3 separate regions of the Homo sapiens genome follow, and regions 2 and 3 are each linked to region 1. The links are chromatin contacts, found by Hi-C or POLR2A ChIA-PET in ENCODE. All regions are on one chromosome and are shown on one strand. The core of a region is the stretch at or near the end of the contact, and the rest is flanking DNA. Distances in the headings are between cores, read along the strand shown.

Region 1 (5,133 bases), core at 767-3,266:
AATATTGTTTAACTTTAAAAAATACAGTATGCATGAGTATTTATTTATTGTCATAGATAACAATTTTTGTCTCAGAAGCCACAAACTGTTTTATTCTTTTTGTGCCTTCTGATAGGCAGCTCTTCATCTTCAGAACTTGGGAAAAAGAAGAGCCCAGATAACCCAACAGTTTCCTAACAACCAAAAGCTGCAGTGTTTTACCATAGCATATAGCTATAACAGCTACTTTGGCTAAAAACAATTAAAGTAAAGAAAACAGCATACAATTCCTTTTCCTACCATATAACAGCAGAAATCTCACCCCTGGATGTCATGCACATCAGAAACCTCACTATTGAACTGATAAGTTACCTAGGCTGTCCCTTAGATACATCTTTGCTAAATATCCATATTTTCCCTAAATGCTACAGACCAGAATGTTCCATGTGTCAGTGATCTCTCAGTATCCCACATGACGCCAGGTCATGGAAAATTGGGTTTCAATATATCCCCTCCCCATTTATACCCATCCCATTTTAACTTATTACAAAGTAATTACCAAAGAACAACAACAAAAACTAATTGTTTGCCTGTCCATTTCATAAACATATCCAATATAGGAAAGTCACAGCCAAAAAAAAGCATCACTTGTAGATTCTTCAATAATTAGAGCTAATAATTGGTGCTTACTATGTTTCAGGCATTTCTTTTAATTTTTTGTACATATTAACTCATGTATTCCTGAAAACAACCCTATAAGATAGCTGTTATAACCATAACCATTTCATAGATAAGAAAACTGATGTTTGGAGAGGTTAAGTAACTTTCCCAAGCTACTTCCAGCCTTGTCAGTCAGGATCTATGCCTGAGCACTTCATCCCTCCTCTAAGGAATACTGATGTTCCTGTAGGTCCTCTGGTGCTTCCCCAAGAAGGGTAACAGAAGCCCTGGAATAGCAACCATTTACAGGTCAGACACTGAGTTCTACACGACCAGTTTGGTGCTACTACTGGATGCCATGTTGACAACTGATCTGCCCACCAGTCTCTCTACAAAAATGGTACATGGCTTGATTCTACTTTTTACTATTAATCAATGTATCAATTCATTGACTATGTATTATTTCTTTTTTGACACTCTGCTAGAATCATTCTAATCAAACTCACCCTAGTAGCACTCCTTCAGTGTTGAAGTGTCAAAAGTGGTGTGATGACACCTTAAGAACCTTCCCCCACCAACCCCTGCAGCTATCCATTCATCCTTAGCCTTGACACTTACAGTTGGCTCCAAAAAGTTGCATTACAAAGAAAAATTCAACAGGCTCTTTGGCAGATCTGTTTTAGTAGTGTCAATATATACGCCACCTTTTTATAGCTCTTCCTTATGAGAAAAAACAAATGGGGTCCTAAATAACACAGAGTCACCCAGGGCATCAAACCCATTCTTTTATGAGCTCACTTCCTGGAAGCCAGAGACACAATCTGCACTGCTCTTTTTTATACCTCTTACTCAGATTTAGAATTTTCCTTTCAGAAAAACAAAATAAGGGCATTCTACTGAGTTGCCATGGTGATTTTTTTGCTTTCCTTTCTGGAACATTTTTAATATGCAGAATAAAATGTATCATAACTCTCTGACAAAACTGAACACCCATAGGATAAGTTTGATATCCCTCCAAAAATCACCATGCACAAAATTACATTTTTAATAAGCCCATTGCCACAGAAATTTAAGGAAACCCATGATGATGATTTCTGTATCACTCAAAACATTAGAAAAAAAATCTAAATTATCAATTTAATGCATATAAAATGCTCAGAAAACAAATACTCTCAATCCAAAATGGCTTTAAAAAGAGGAGGCTCACTTGCTCACATTAATTTCTAAGCAAAGAAGTTAAAACTGAAACACAGTGGAATAGAAACAGATGTTCAATCCATAGATGCAGATAAGAATTCCTCACTTGCCTGCTTATCACTAACAGATGAAGGAAGTGCATTCATTAAGGAAGCAAAAGCTGGCCCAAGTGGCACAGCGCCAGGTCACAATATCCACTGGTTCAGAGTACAACTGAATGTTCCCAACTTCAAGAGGACAAAGAGAAGTTAAATACACTGAAAAATTAAATATACAATTTTTAAATGCCATAACAGAGGTAGAACTACTCCAACTTCCTCAGGCAAAGAGGATGTGTTCCCCTTCCTATCAGTTCTACTTCACTTATATCCCAAAATGATGCTGTTCAGACTTTTTTCTTAAATTCCTAGATTTCCTCTTTTTTTCAAGTTCTATCATATTGTCAAGCATACAAAGTTGAGGGGAAACCCTACTTCTGATCAACACCAAGTAATACTTGGTAGTATTTGGAGTGGACTTTGAAGACAACGCTGTACTTACAGAATAATCAGAAAAAGAGCATCAAACTTAATATATCTACAACCGCACTTAGCATCTTCTCCCTTGCATATTTAAAACACAAAATCAAGCTCAGCCCTTTCTTCTGGCTTTGCTTCAAATCTCAGCAAATGCCACTGCCATGTGCCCAACCAGTCAGGCTAAAAATGTTGCATCAACTTAATCCTTACTCTCCCAATACCCACACTTTCACTTATTCAAAGTTTATTGACTGCTGAGGATTCTGTGATGACCAAGAAAGCACGATGTAGGCCGGGCGCGGTGGCTCACGCCTGTAATCCCAGCACTTTGGGAGGCCGAGGCGGGTGGATCACCAGGTCAGGAGATCGAGACCATCCTGGCTAATACGGTGAAACCCCGTCTCTACTAAAAATAAAAAAAAAAAAATAGCCCGGCGTGGTGGCAGGCACCTGTAGTCCCAGTTACTAGGGAGGCTGAGGCAGGAGAATGGCGTCAACCCAGGAGACGGAGCTTGTAGTGAGCCGAGATCGCACCACTGCACTCCAGCCTGGGTGACAGAGCAAGACTCCGTCTCAAAAAAAAAAAAGAAAGCAGGATGTAATGTGAAGGACCCCTCACTGTCTAATCCCTCTCACCTCCCACTCACTGCTCAGCCCCCTGCAGTCTGGCTTCTGCCCCACCATTCTACTGAAATGCTCCAGCCTAGATCTCTAACAACCTTTTTAGCCATATTCAGCAGTCACTTTTCAGTTCATTATTTGCCTTCCTGGCAGCATTTGACAATTGTGTTCCTCCCTTCCTTCTTGAAAATTCCTCTTGCCTTAGCTGCTGATACTATTAGTTGTCTTCAACATTTAACAACTAGGAGTTCTCCCACTTAATTGTCCACGTTTCTCACTTCCCTATCTCAGTTTCTCTGCAGGTTCCTCTTTCTATTCATCCCTTAAATGTCATTCTTCACAGTGTTCACAGAGAGAGCCCTACAGCTCTCAACCCTGGTCACACACCAGAATCACCTATGGAGCCTTAAATATATACATACACATACATATAGACATATATATAGATAGATCTATAGATATAGATATATATCTGAGCCACACACTCTGGTCATAGTAATTAAACAAGCTTGGAGTGGGGCCCAGTTCCCTCTACTATTAAAAGCGCCATACAATGGTTCTGTTGTGCAGCCAGGATTGAAAATCAATCAAAGATTTTTCCCAACACAGCTCTGATCATAGTTTACAAGACCCTTTAAAATGATGTTGAATTTTCTTCTTTTCCTCAGATGTGCAGTTTTCTCTTAATCCAGAGCCACAAAGCCCACAGATCCCTGGCTTTAACTCCTCCCACACCACATCCAACCCCTTCATCACTTCGCTCCTCATGAGGTCTTCACTGGCACCCACACATTCCAGGCTGTCTGTCCTATATGTTCCTAAACCGTTCTTTACTTCCCCCATTACAGCATGTACAGTAATTGCCTGTTTATCTGTGTGTCTCCCCACTAGACCACATGCTTCAAGAAATCAGCAATTATATATCTCTCTAACTCACCAGTGTGTCCCAAGCACCTACCTCCAGACCAAACATAGAAAGGGTGCTTACTAAGTGAATTAGCAGCTAATAATATGGAAGAGACAGACTTACAACTGATTATTAGTTCAAATATAAGATGGACAATTCAATGATAAAAAGATTAGCATGGCTGGGCACAGTGGCTCACGTCTGTAATCCCAACACTTTGGGAGGCTGAAGCAGGTGAATCGATTGAGCCCAGGAGCTCAAGACCAGCCTGGCCAATGTGGCAAGACCTCACCTCTTAAAAAATACCAAAAGATAGCCAGGTGTGCTGGCATGCACCTGTAGTCCCAGCTACTTGGGTGGCTGAGGTGGGAGGATTGCTTGGCCCAGGAGGTCGAGGCTGCAGTGAGCCAAGATTGTGCCACTGCACTCCAGCCTGGGTGATGGTAGCAAGACTCTGTATCAAAAAAACAATGGTGACAGCCATATAAGCTCTGCCTTCACGAGACGTGGAAGACTACCAAAAAGACTTCCCTGAGTGTTGAGCTGAGTATTGATGGTTGAGTAGAGCAACACTCGAGAAGAGGGAGCCTTTGAGACAGGGGAAACCAAATGTGCAAAGGTAGCAATGTACAGGTTACCAAGTTGTATCCATTTTACACCAAATGTGCCTGGAAGCCCTCCCCTCCTTTCCACACCTATGATCACTCTCCTAATTCCCTAATTCAGGCCTTATGTATGCATCAACTGAACTACTGCAGAGCCCTCCCTCCTGCTTCCAATTCCCCCTCCCTACTGCTGCCTACAGTACAAACTCATAGCCCTGTTTCCTTGGCTATAAATACATAACTAAAACCTCTGACAGCACCCCTCCCTCCCCCGCCCATGAATAACCGTGTCCCCAGTTCATACCAAGGCACCTAAATTCTCCACGGATACAGCCTACCCTAGCTTTCTAGCCTCGTCTGTACTTCACACTAACCCAACTCTACCTACAAATCTACTTGTCAAGTTCCCACCCAACTGGACTACTTCCAATTGTCCAGTTCCATCTCCCACTTCCATGTTTCCATGTTTTTGATCACTGTATTAGCTACCTATTCCACAACAATGCTATGAGACAAATATCCACACACTTCAGTGGTAAACAACACTAGGCATTTACTGCTCATGTATCTGCGGTCAGAAACTAGGTAGCACTGCTGATCTTAGCTGGACGCACTCATAAGTCTGGAGCACAAGTTCTCAATCAGA
Region 2 (5,133 bases), core at 1,059-3,558, 94 kb after region 1:
TTAAGTGCAACCTCACATGGCTCTATGCCATTCTGGCATTCTGGTTTCTTTTCTTTTCTTTCCTCCCTCCTTCTCTCCCTCTTTTCTTTTCTCTTTTCTTTTCTTTTCTTTTCTTTTCTTTCTTTCTTTCTTTCTTTCTTTCTTTCTTTCTTTCTTTCTTTCTTTCTTTCTTTTCTTTCTCTTTCTCTCTCTCTTTCTTTCTTAGAAAAGACATCTATATGAGTGAATTAACCCTTTATCTTTCTTTTTTTAGAAAAGACATCTATAGGCCAGGCACAGTGGCTCATGCCTGTAATCCCAGCACTTTGGGAGGCCGAGGTGGGAGGATCATGAGGTCAGGAGATCGAGACCATCCTGGCTAACATGGTGAAACCCTGTCTCTACTAAAAATACAAAAACAAAATTAGCCGGGAGTTGTGGTGGGCACCTGTAGTCCTAGCTACTCAGGAGGCTAAGGAAGGAGAATGGCATGAACCCAGGAAGTGGAGCTTGCAGTGAGCCGAGATCGCACCACTGCACTTCAGCCTGGGTGACAGAGCAAGACTCCGTCTCAAAAAAAAAAAAAAAAAAAAAGAAAAGAAAAGAAAAGAAAAGACATCTATATGAGTGAATTAACCCTTTATAGATGAGTGAATTAACCCTATATATTTTAACCCTTTATCAGACATATGATTTGCAAATATTTTCTCTCATTGTATAGGTTACCTTTTCATTCTTTTTATGTATGACATATAAAGATGCTCAATATCACTAATCATTAGGAAAACGCAAATCAAAACCACAATGAGATAGCACCTCCATACCCACTAGGATGATTACTTTAACATTTTTCAAAAAAAAAAAAACAGAAGATAAGTGTTGGTGAGAATGTGGAGAAATTGGAATCCTTATGCATTGCCAGTGGAAATGTAAAATGGTGCAGTTGCTATGGGAAACATACTATATGACAGTTCCTCAAAAACTATTTTTCTAATTAAAAATAGAACTTCCAAATATCCAGGAATTCCACTTATGGGCATAAGGAATTTAAAAACAGGATCTCAAAGAGGTATTAATATTTGTATACCCATATTCATAGCAGCATTATTCACAAGCATCAAAAGTTGGTAATAACCCAAATGTCCATCAGCAGATGAATGGATAAACAAAATGTGGTATAGTCTGTGCATGCAATGGAATATTGTTTCAACTTTAAAAAGAAAGGAAATTCTGGGCCGGGCACGGTAGCTCACACCTGTAATCCCAGCACTTTGGGAGGCCGAGGCAGGCAAATCACGAGGTCAGGAGTTTGAGACCAGCCTGGCCAATATGGTGAAACCCATCTCTACTAAAAACACAAAAATTAGCCGGGCATGGTGGCGTGCGCCTATAGTCCCAGCTACTCGAGAGGCTGAGGCAGGAGAATCACTTGAGCCTGGGAGGTGGAGGTTGCAGCAAGTGGAGATCACGCCACTGCACTCCAGCCTGGGCAACAGAGCGAGACTCCATTTCAAAAAAATAAATAAATAAACATAAATATATAAATAAATAAATAAAAAGAAAGGAAATTCTGACACATGCTACAACATGGGTGAAGCCTTAGAACATTGTGCTAAGTTAAACAAGCCAGTCACAAAAGGATAAATACTGTATGATCCTACTTGTATGATGTACCTAGAGTGATCAAATTCATAGAGACAGAAGGTAGAATAGTGGTTGCCAAGGACTGGGGGAGGGAAGGGAATTGGGCGTTAGTGTCTAATGGGTACAGAATTTCAGTTTTGCAAGCTGATAAGAGTTTTGGAGATGAACAGTGGTGATGGCTGTACAATGATGTGAATTTATTTAATGCCACCGAACTGTACACTTAAAATGGGGAAGATGGCAAATTTTATGTTGTATATATTTTATTACAATTTAAAAATTTTTAATAATATTTAAAAATGAGAAAAAAAGGTTGTTGCAATAATCTAGGTAAGAAATGCCAAGAGTCTGACCTGAGGAAGTATCAGTGGAGATGGGAGGAAGAGACACACTTTAAGTATATTTGGGAGGAAAATAATTAAGATGGGGTATGGAGATGAGAGAAGAGAGTCCAAGTTTCAAGTCTTGGGAGGTGAGTGGTGGCATTTCCCAAGATCGGAAGCACAGAACGAGGAGAATTCCCACTTCCAAAACACTTGGAAATTTTCCAGAATACTTTTCCATCTGTAATCTAATTTCAACGTGAGCTAGAAGGAACAAATAGTTTTATCCACCCTTTACAGGTGATGAAACTGAGACAGCCAAATATAAAAGGGTCCCTGGAGAGGCTCTGACCAGGCTGCGTACTGGGAGAACAGGGTGGAGCCTCGGGAAGTTCCTGCCATTCTGCAGCAGGGAGGTGCCTGGCCTCTCCTCTTCCTGGGTGGTACCTGGGACTCAAGCTGTGAGGCAGGAAACTGAAAGCAAGACTCTTGCCTTGCTGAGAGTCCCTGTTTCCCTTTTGTTCCTTTTCGCCCAATAGATTTCATTTTTCTCACCTTTCTATGAAAAAAAAATTATCTCCTTTTTAAGCCACAGGATGGCCCTTCCCCCTGTTTTGGTGACGATCCTGAGAAGTTAAGCTCTTTGCTGAAGGAAATATATATAGTTAGTGATAGAATCAAGATTCAAGTCCAAGTCTTCCAAATCAGAAGTTCTTAATAACATATACTGCCTGCCATAGTAAATTTAAAATAGTAATAGAAGACATTTAAACATATTAATAGACCAGACGGGGTTCATGCCTGTAATCCCAGCACTTTGGGAGGCCAAGGTGGGAGGATTGCTTGAGCCAGGAGTTCAAGACCAGCCAGGACAACATAGCAAGACCCTGTCTTTACAAAAAATGCAAACATCAGCCAGGCATGGTGGTGCACACCTGTGGTCCCAGCTACTTAGGCTGAGGTGGGAGGATTGCTTGAGCCTAGGAAATTGAAACTATGGTGAGCAGCATTTGTGCCACTGCACTTCAGCCTGGGCAACAGAGCAAGACCCTGCCTCAAAAAAATATATATTTAAAAATTGTTTAATAAAATATATAGAATTTTTAATATATATATTTATAAATCTCGTCTTTTTTTTTTTTTTTTTTTTTGAGACAGAGTCTTACTCTATCACCCAGGCTGGAGTGCAGTGGTGTGATCTCGGCTCACTCCAACCTCCACCTCTGGATTCAAGTGATTCTCATGCCTTAGCTTCCCAAGTTGCTGGGGTTACAGGTGTGCACCACCACACCCAGCTAATTTTTGTATTTTTATTAGAGGTGGGGTTTCACCATGTTGGCCAGACTGGTCTCGATATCCCAACCTCAGGTGATCCACCCACCTTGGCCTCCCAAAGTGCTGGGATTACAGGTGTGAGCCATTGCACCTGGCCTAAAAACCAAGTCTTGAAATATGTTCCTTGAGAATCCATAGGGGCCATCAGGGAATTCAGCTTTAGGGACTCTCATGCCTGAGTAGGGCCACTGCCACGTATGGCAGCTCAGCCAGTAACCACTGATAGCCATCTTTTCCGCTCCCTTCTCCACTGACACTACCAGGTAGTGGTGGAGGAGGAGGGCCATCCTCTACATAGGCCACCTGCCTAGGTGGACACCATCAGAACACCAGACTTTGCTCTATGCATCCTAAGTTCTTATATAAGGAGTCAGTGAGACAGAAACTAGAATGTCAGTAACTCGCCCTTAGGAATTTACCCTAGTGAAATTAAAACTGATCCACATAAATACATGCATATGAATGTTCAGAGCAGTATTATTCACGATAGCTCAAAACTGGAAACAACCCAGATGTCCATGAACTGATGAATGGGTAAATAGGATATGGTATTTTTATGCAACGGAATACTATTCAGCAGCAAAAAAGAAAGAACTAAGACACATGCTACAGCACAAATGAACTTGTGCTAAGTGAAAGAAGCCAAATACAAAAGATTCTATTTGTATAATTCCATTTATATGAAATGTCCAGAAAAGGCATATTTACAGAGATAGAAAGCAGATCAGTGGTTGTCTGGGGCTGGCAGTGGGATCAGGGATTAACTGTAAACAGACATGAGAGAACTTTTAGGGATGATGGAAATGTTCTAAAACCGGATTTGCAGTAATGGTTTAACAACTCTATTCATAAAAATAATAAATTATATACTTACAACAGTTAAATTTTTATGGTATGTAGATTATACCGTAATAAAGCTGATAGCAGCAGGAAACAAATTCCTAGGCAGACAGGGACAGGACCCCGGTGAAACCCGACCTTCAAGTCAAAGACAGCATGAAGCTGGAAAACCAAACTGCCAGTTCTGGGTGGAGTCCACGACCACAGTGAGAACTTCCTTCATGCCTTTTAGCCAATCGAATGGTGCTTTTTCCAGGCCAAATCATGGACCAATTAGCACACACTCTCCTATTCTGAGCCCACAGAAAACCCCGGACTCAGCCCCACAGACCACTACCCACTTTCAGCCCCGTCTCACACAGAGGGCTGCTCGTTTCAGGGTCCCTCTCATTGTCAAGAGCTTTTCTTTCGCTCAATAAAATTTTATCTGCCTTGCTCACTCTCTGATGTCTGCATACCTCATTCCTCTTGGTCACGGGACAAGAACCTGGAACCTGCTGAATGGAGGGTGCGAAAAGAGCTGTAACATACATTCCTGCTCGCAGAGCTACCGGAGTGAAAAAACCACTTGACACCACACACCCCCATTCACTGAGCTGCGGGCAGCAGGACCGAACAAGCTGTGACACTTCCTGGGGGCTCAGACCTTGGGACTCCCCAACCAAAAGCTGTAACACCCCTTGGGGGCTCTGCAGTTGCTGGCATCTCCGAGTTTTTGGGTACCACCACATCTCCCTTGTCCAGACGCCGGCACCCAAGGCAGAAGCTGGTCACCGCACGCCTTAACCAGCCACAGGCTGGGCACAGAGCCACAGCAGGCGTGCGATCTGGGCCAGTAGCATGAGCAGAGCGCAGCCTGCTGAGCAGAGTGGGTGAGGTGAGCCCAGCAGGCCCATGTGAAGCCCCAGCAGAGGAACTGCTGACGGTGGAGATTTTTGTCTGGCAAAGTGGCACCAAAAGAATCCTGTGTCAAAGCGATTAAGAAAATGGGGGAGATATATAATCAGAGGGA
Region 3 (5,133 bases), core at 884-3,383, 66 kb after region 1:
CAAAGATTGAGTTCCCAGAGGTGAATTAACAAGTGAATGTTTAAGATCTGTTAGTACTCAGAAGCTTTCAAAATCTTTTTCACAGTATTTACCACTGACTCATTATTTCATACCTGTATATTTTCTTATAAATGTGTTTGTTCTTCTGAGTAATAAAAAGGAAAAAACTGCCTAATGCAGCCAGGTGATCTCTAGAAGGGAATTAACTGCTATAATGTTTTTGGTTTTAGAGACAGGGTCCCACACTCTATCACCTAGGCTGGAGTGCAGTGGCATGACATAGCTCACTGTAGCCTCAAACTCCTGAGTTTAAGTGATTCTGTCATCTCAGCCCCCCAAGTAGCTAGGACTATAGGCATGCACCACCACACCTAGCTATTTTTATTTTTATTTTTAGTAGAGACAGATCTCTCTATATTGCCCAGGCTGGTCTCAAACTCCTGCCCTCAAGGGATCCTCCTGCCTTGGCTTCTGAAAGCATTGGGATTACAGGTGTAAACCTCCGTGCCTTGCCTAACTATTACAACTTTGACCTAATTCCTACAGACATTTTCTTTAGTTGCCTTGTGCAAAGTACTTTATTTCAAGTGCTAGGAAGAATACCTAGAGAACTGCTCATCTCATCAACTAAGGCTTTCCTCTCAGTATGAAGCTCTTTTACCTCAGCCTTTATGTGGTTTTGTTTCTGAGATAAGATCTCTTAAACTCTTGATTGATTGCTGAGAATATTTAAACTTTATTTATTCAGTGGACTGATACAATAAATATTTAAACTTTATCCAGTGGATTGAGTAAATTTATTTAATCAATTGAAAACTTAATTTGTTTTCAACTGATTAAGGAGACATTCAGAAGATCAAAAATGTTATTCATCAAAGAGCATCCATCTGTAACAAGAGAAATATTCTGAAGTTGGTGTTCAGATGTTGGTGTAGAGGTAGTCTACAGATTTTTGGAAACTCAGTTTGAATAGCTACTTCAAGAGAAAAGAGAGGCACCTCCATGTGGTTGTCAGCATGCCCGGTTGTTATAAGCCGGACAACTGAAAACTACTTGAAATCTAAGAGGGTCTTTCCACTGTCTTCCCAGCTCCCTCAGCTGGATTACTCCACTCCACCTTCTGGTCTCAGGCTAAGTGTTGCTGCCTCAACAAACTATCCCTGGCCCCCTAATTAGGTTGGGCCCCTCGTATACTCTCAGATACAACTCCATATTTCCTTCTTAGCTATCACAATTATCACTAAATAAGCATTTCTGTAATAATTCATTTACATTCACCTCCAATAAATCATGAGCTCTATGACACCAGTGATCTTATCTGTATTGCATGCTGCTCTTCCGGCTCCCAGTTGATTCATTCAACAAATATTTATCAAGTGTCTCTTACGTGCCAGACTCCATGCCAGGTACCAGGGACACATGGTGAAAAAAACAGACAAAGATTCCTGCCCTGATGAAACTTAACATTCAAGAGAGGAACTCAAACGATAAACGATGACCTAATCAATGAAATAGTGTATTAAAAGGTAAACAGAGCTGTGGAAAAATAAAAGGTAGAACAGTGTAAGGAAGGGAAGCTGGTTGCAGGGGTAAATAGGGTGGTCACGTTAACCCCTATCGAGAAGGTGAGAAGTAAGCAAAGATTTGAAGGTGAGGAAGTTAGCTCAGTAGACAACTGGGTAAGAAAGTTCCAGGCTGCAGCAGATTCCTTAAGGCAGAGGAGTACCTGGTTTGTTCTAAGAAGATCAGCGGGGTTAGTGTGGTTGGAGAGGTATAAGCAAGACAGTAGTAGAAGATAAGATCAGAGATGCTCAACAAATATTTGTTGAGTGAATGGATGAAAAAAACAAATATTTTCAATTTTTACTACTATGAAGAATGTTCCCATGCCTTGCATATTTTCTCATAGGTGAGAAAACAAGTCTCTAGATTCATCCAGTCCACAAACTGTAATCTCATCTATATTAAGTGGCAACTCTACAAAGCATTGTGTCCTTTTATTGCCAAAGAGGAAGGATCTCCTGGCTGAGTCAAGAGATGGCGGTGTGTCCTCTTAACCCTGAGTCATTGAACTGCTCTTAGCCTGGATTCACACAACAGAGCCTGAAGCTGAGGAGATAAAGGAGATCCTGTGGCTCCAGTCACAAGCCTGTGGTGCTGACAGGCCACTCCACCTTCAAGGCTGACGTGATGGGAACCAAAGTGCAGGCAGAGGGACAAGAAAGCGTTCAAAGAGGCTGAGAAGCACTATCTCACTCAGCACATTGAGCAGAGAGAGCTGGGAAGAAAAATGGGCTCTTTGTGGACAAATGGCTATCCCACCCTCACTCCCAACATTGAAACTCACTCCCCAGAAGGGGTCTGAAATCTACACACACTAATGGTATATGTCAGTAGTTTCCAAATACCGCTGCAGGACCAGCTGTCAGATGCTTGGCCAACTCTTCTCTCAGAACTTCCTAAGAAGCCTTCTCTTTTTTCTTTTTTATTGATTTTCAAAATTTTTTTCTTACTCTGACAGATGGAGAGAAGCCTTCTCAAACTGCAGAGTCTGGAAGTCCACCTCTGGAGAGTCTGAATCGGTTTTCTGGACAGACTCAGGAATTCACATTTTTCACAGCTCCCCATGAAATTCTAAAGAGCAGCCAAGTTTGGGAACCACTGCTTTACTGTGCTGCTAGTGTGCCTGCATTTGATAGGAAAGGAACATCTTTCACCAGTGGCATAGGTTTCCTTTGGAGTTATTTCAGGGATCACTGGTCATATTATGTTGAGGTACCAAGGGCAGGGGGACCTGCCAGAATTTCTGAAATCACAGGCTAGAAACGACCATCTTCACAGAGTCTATGCCCCTTGGGACAGTGATGGAAGAATCTGACCCTCTTCTCAGGTTTCTCCTCACCCCCACCGGCAAGTTCTTCCAATGGGGTCACCAGTTTGAAAGCAGCTAGAGATTTTTGTACATATTAATGAATTATAACAGAGAGAAGTGTGAGAATCTTAGAATTTCCATTAATATTCTAGTAAGGGTTGTGAGAAAGATAGCTGTGGAAACCATCACAAGATGGCTCCCAAAGATCCCTACCAGCTCGTCTTCATGCTCTTGGGTAGTTCCCTTTCATTGCACTAGGGTTGATCTGTGTTGTCAGTGGAATACAGCAGAAGTGATGGTATGTAGCTTCCACAATTAGGTCATTTAAAAACACAGTGTCTTTCATCTTGGGCTGCCTTTCCCCCTTTGCTCACTCACTCTGGAGAAAGCCAGCTGTCATGTTGTGAGGACACTCAGGTGCTGTATGGCCATGTAATGAGAGACTGAAGACCCGCTGACAGCTAGCAAGGAACTAGAGCCTGCCAACAGTGCAAATGAGCTGGAACATGGATCCCCCAGTCCCAGTCAAGCTTTCAGATGATTGTAGCCCCAGCCAAGTTAGACTGCAACCTCATGAGAGACCCTGAATGATAATAAATGTTTGTTGTTTTAAGCTGCTAAGTTTCAGAATAATTGTTTTGCAGCAGTAGATAATACAATGGTGAGTTCAATAGTTCATCAGAGAATAATTCATTACAATCCCAATCTATACTTTTCTCTCCAACTAAGCCATATGGCATTTTAACAAACTTTTACTGAAATATAGCATAGAGATATAGATGTAGATATATAGAAAGTGTACAAATCATAAATGAATACATTTCTTTATACAACACCCAGACCAGGAAATAAAATATCACCAGCATCCCAGAAGCACCCTCATGCCCCTTTTCAGTTACTAGCCACCTCATCCTTAAATATAACAAGTATGGCCATACAGAAGTTTTGCCTGCTTTTAAACTTTATATGAATTAAATCATACCAATCATACCACATATACTCTTTTGTGTCTGGCTCCTTGACCTCATCATGTCTGTGAGATTCATCCATGTTGCTTTGTGCTTTGAAAGTATCTGTTGAATTGTCTTACTGATTTGTAGTAGTTATATATTCTAGAGACCAGTTCTTTGTCAGATAGGTGAGATACAAATTTCTCCCATGTTATGGCTTTTTTTTTTTTTGAGACAAAGTCTCACTCTGTCACCCAGGCTGGAGTGCAGTGGCACAATCTTGGCTTGCTTGCCTCCCGGGTTCAAGCAATTCTCCTACTTCAGCCTCCCGAGTAGCTGAGATTACAGATGTGTGCCAATACACCCAGCTAATTTTTGTATTTTTAGTAGAGATGGGGTTTCACCACATTGGCCAGTCTGGTCTCGAACTCCTGGTTGAGTTCAGGAGATTTGCCTACCAGGTGATCTGCCTGCCCCAGCCTCCCAGAGTGCTGGGATTACAGGTGTGAGCCACCACACCCGGCCAGTTTTTTCATTCTCTTAATGGGATCTTTTTAAAAAGGAAGTTGTTAGTTTTAATTTAGTCCATTTTATGATTTATTTTCTTTGTGGTTTATACTTTCTGTGTCCTGTTTGAAAAATAATTGCCTTCACCAAGATCATAAAGATATCCTTGTTTTCTTTTAGAAGCTTCATTTCATACAATACATATGGAATTGATTTTTGTGTATCATGTAGTATAGAAGTTGTGATTCATTTTTCCTATGTGGGTATCCAATTGATTTATTGCTATTTATGAAGATCATTCTTTTTCTTGTGCTTTATTGTCCCTTTGTCATAACCCTAGTGACTGCATATTGTCTGTTTCTGGACTGTTTATAAAGCTGCCTTTGCAAAATTATGACAGTAAGAGAAATCTGACATAATCGACTCCATCTTGCTTCTGATCTCCAAGCTGTCCTTGGTCATTCCTAGGCACAGGCCAAGCTAACTTGGGGAGGAATATAGTTGATAGTTGAACTTTGAAGCAAGGATGATAAAGTCCCTCCCTTAAACCAAACCCCTCCTAGTTGAGGGACTAAAACCACCTTTGTAAGACTAATGAAAGTCCACAATATTAGGATTATGAGAGAGGCCTGAATTCTGCTAAAATATAGGTGTAGTTTTTGTAATCCCTTACTGCTCAGGAGTCATGTGGCCAAAGGCCACACAACATGTGACTTTCCCAATTTCTCTTATAGATAACATCACCATTGTAGAACCTAAGATTGACCTTTTGAGATTTTTTTTTCAGACTTTCTGGCCACCAGC

What was found. Hi-C counts contacts between places; a loop is a spot of excess contacts on that map. ChIA-PET counts read pairs that join two places held with the same protein, here RNA polymerase II (POLR2A). Pooled maps may share reads with other maps.
Region 2: a loop to region 1 is called in a pooled map, with 2.2 times the contacts of the local background. The contact joins two enhancer-like sites. A Hi-C loop is called at or near these places in 2 of 168 maps with a recorded cell type or tissue (Panc1 and endothelial cell of umbilical vein), 1 of 37 single-sample maps with no recorded cell type and 3 of 50 pooled maps. POLR2A ChIA-PET finds 5 or more read pairs at or near these places in 1 of 52 experiments (OCI-LY7).
Region 3: a loop to region 1 is called in a map of MCF 10A, with 11 times the contacts of the local background. The contact joins two enhancer-like sites. A Hi-C loop is called at or near these places in 2 of 168 maps with a recorded cell type or tissue (MCF 10A and endothelial cell of umbilical vein). POLR2A ChIA-PET finds 5 or more read pairs at or near these places in 2 of 52 experiments (A549 and activated B cell).

The regions. Positions count from the first base shown.
Region 1 is chr4:41,382,019-41,387,151 of GRCh38, reverse strand. It overlaps a transcript of LIMCH1 not described here. Among named protein-coding and RNA genes, the nearest start is that of UCHL1, 130 kb to the right of the region's middle. Within about 2 kb of position 2,016, at least 4 of the 41 ENCODE cell types and tissues checked have a DNase peak (open chromatin) inside an H3K27ac peak, as active enhancers do.
Region 2 is chr4:41,287,900-41,293,032 of GRCh38, reverse strand. No RefSeq gene overlaps it. Among named protein-coding and RNA genes, the nearest start is that of UCHL1, 34 kb to the right of the region's middle. RefSeq lists an enhancer at 4,377-4,877. Within about 2 kb of position 2,308, at least 2 of the 41 ENCODE cell types and tissues checked have a DNase peak (open chromatin) inside an H3K27ac peak, as active enhancers do.
Region 3 is chr4:41,315,956-41,321,088 of GRCh38, reverse strand. No RefSeq gene overlaps it. Among named protein-coding and RNA genes, the nearest start is that of UCHL1, 62 kb to the right of the region's middle. Within about 2 kb of position 2,133, at least 6 of the 41 ENCODE cell types and tissues checked have a DNase peak (open chromatin) inside an H3K27ac peak, as active enhancers do.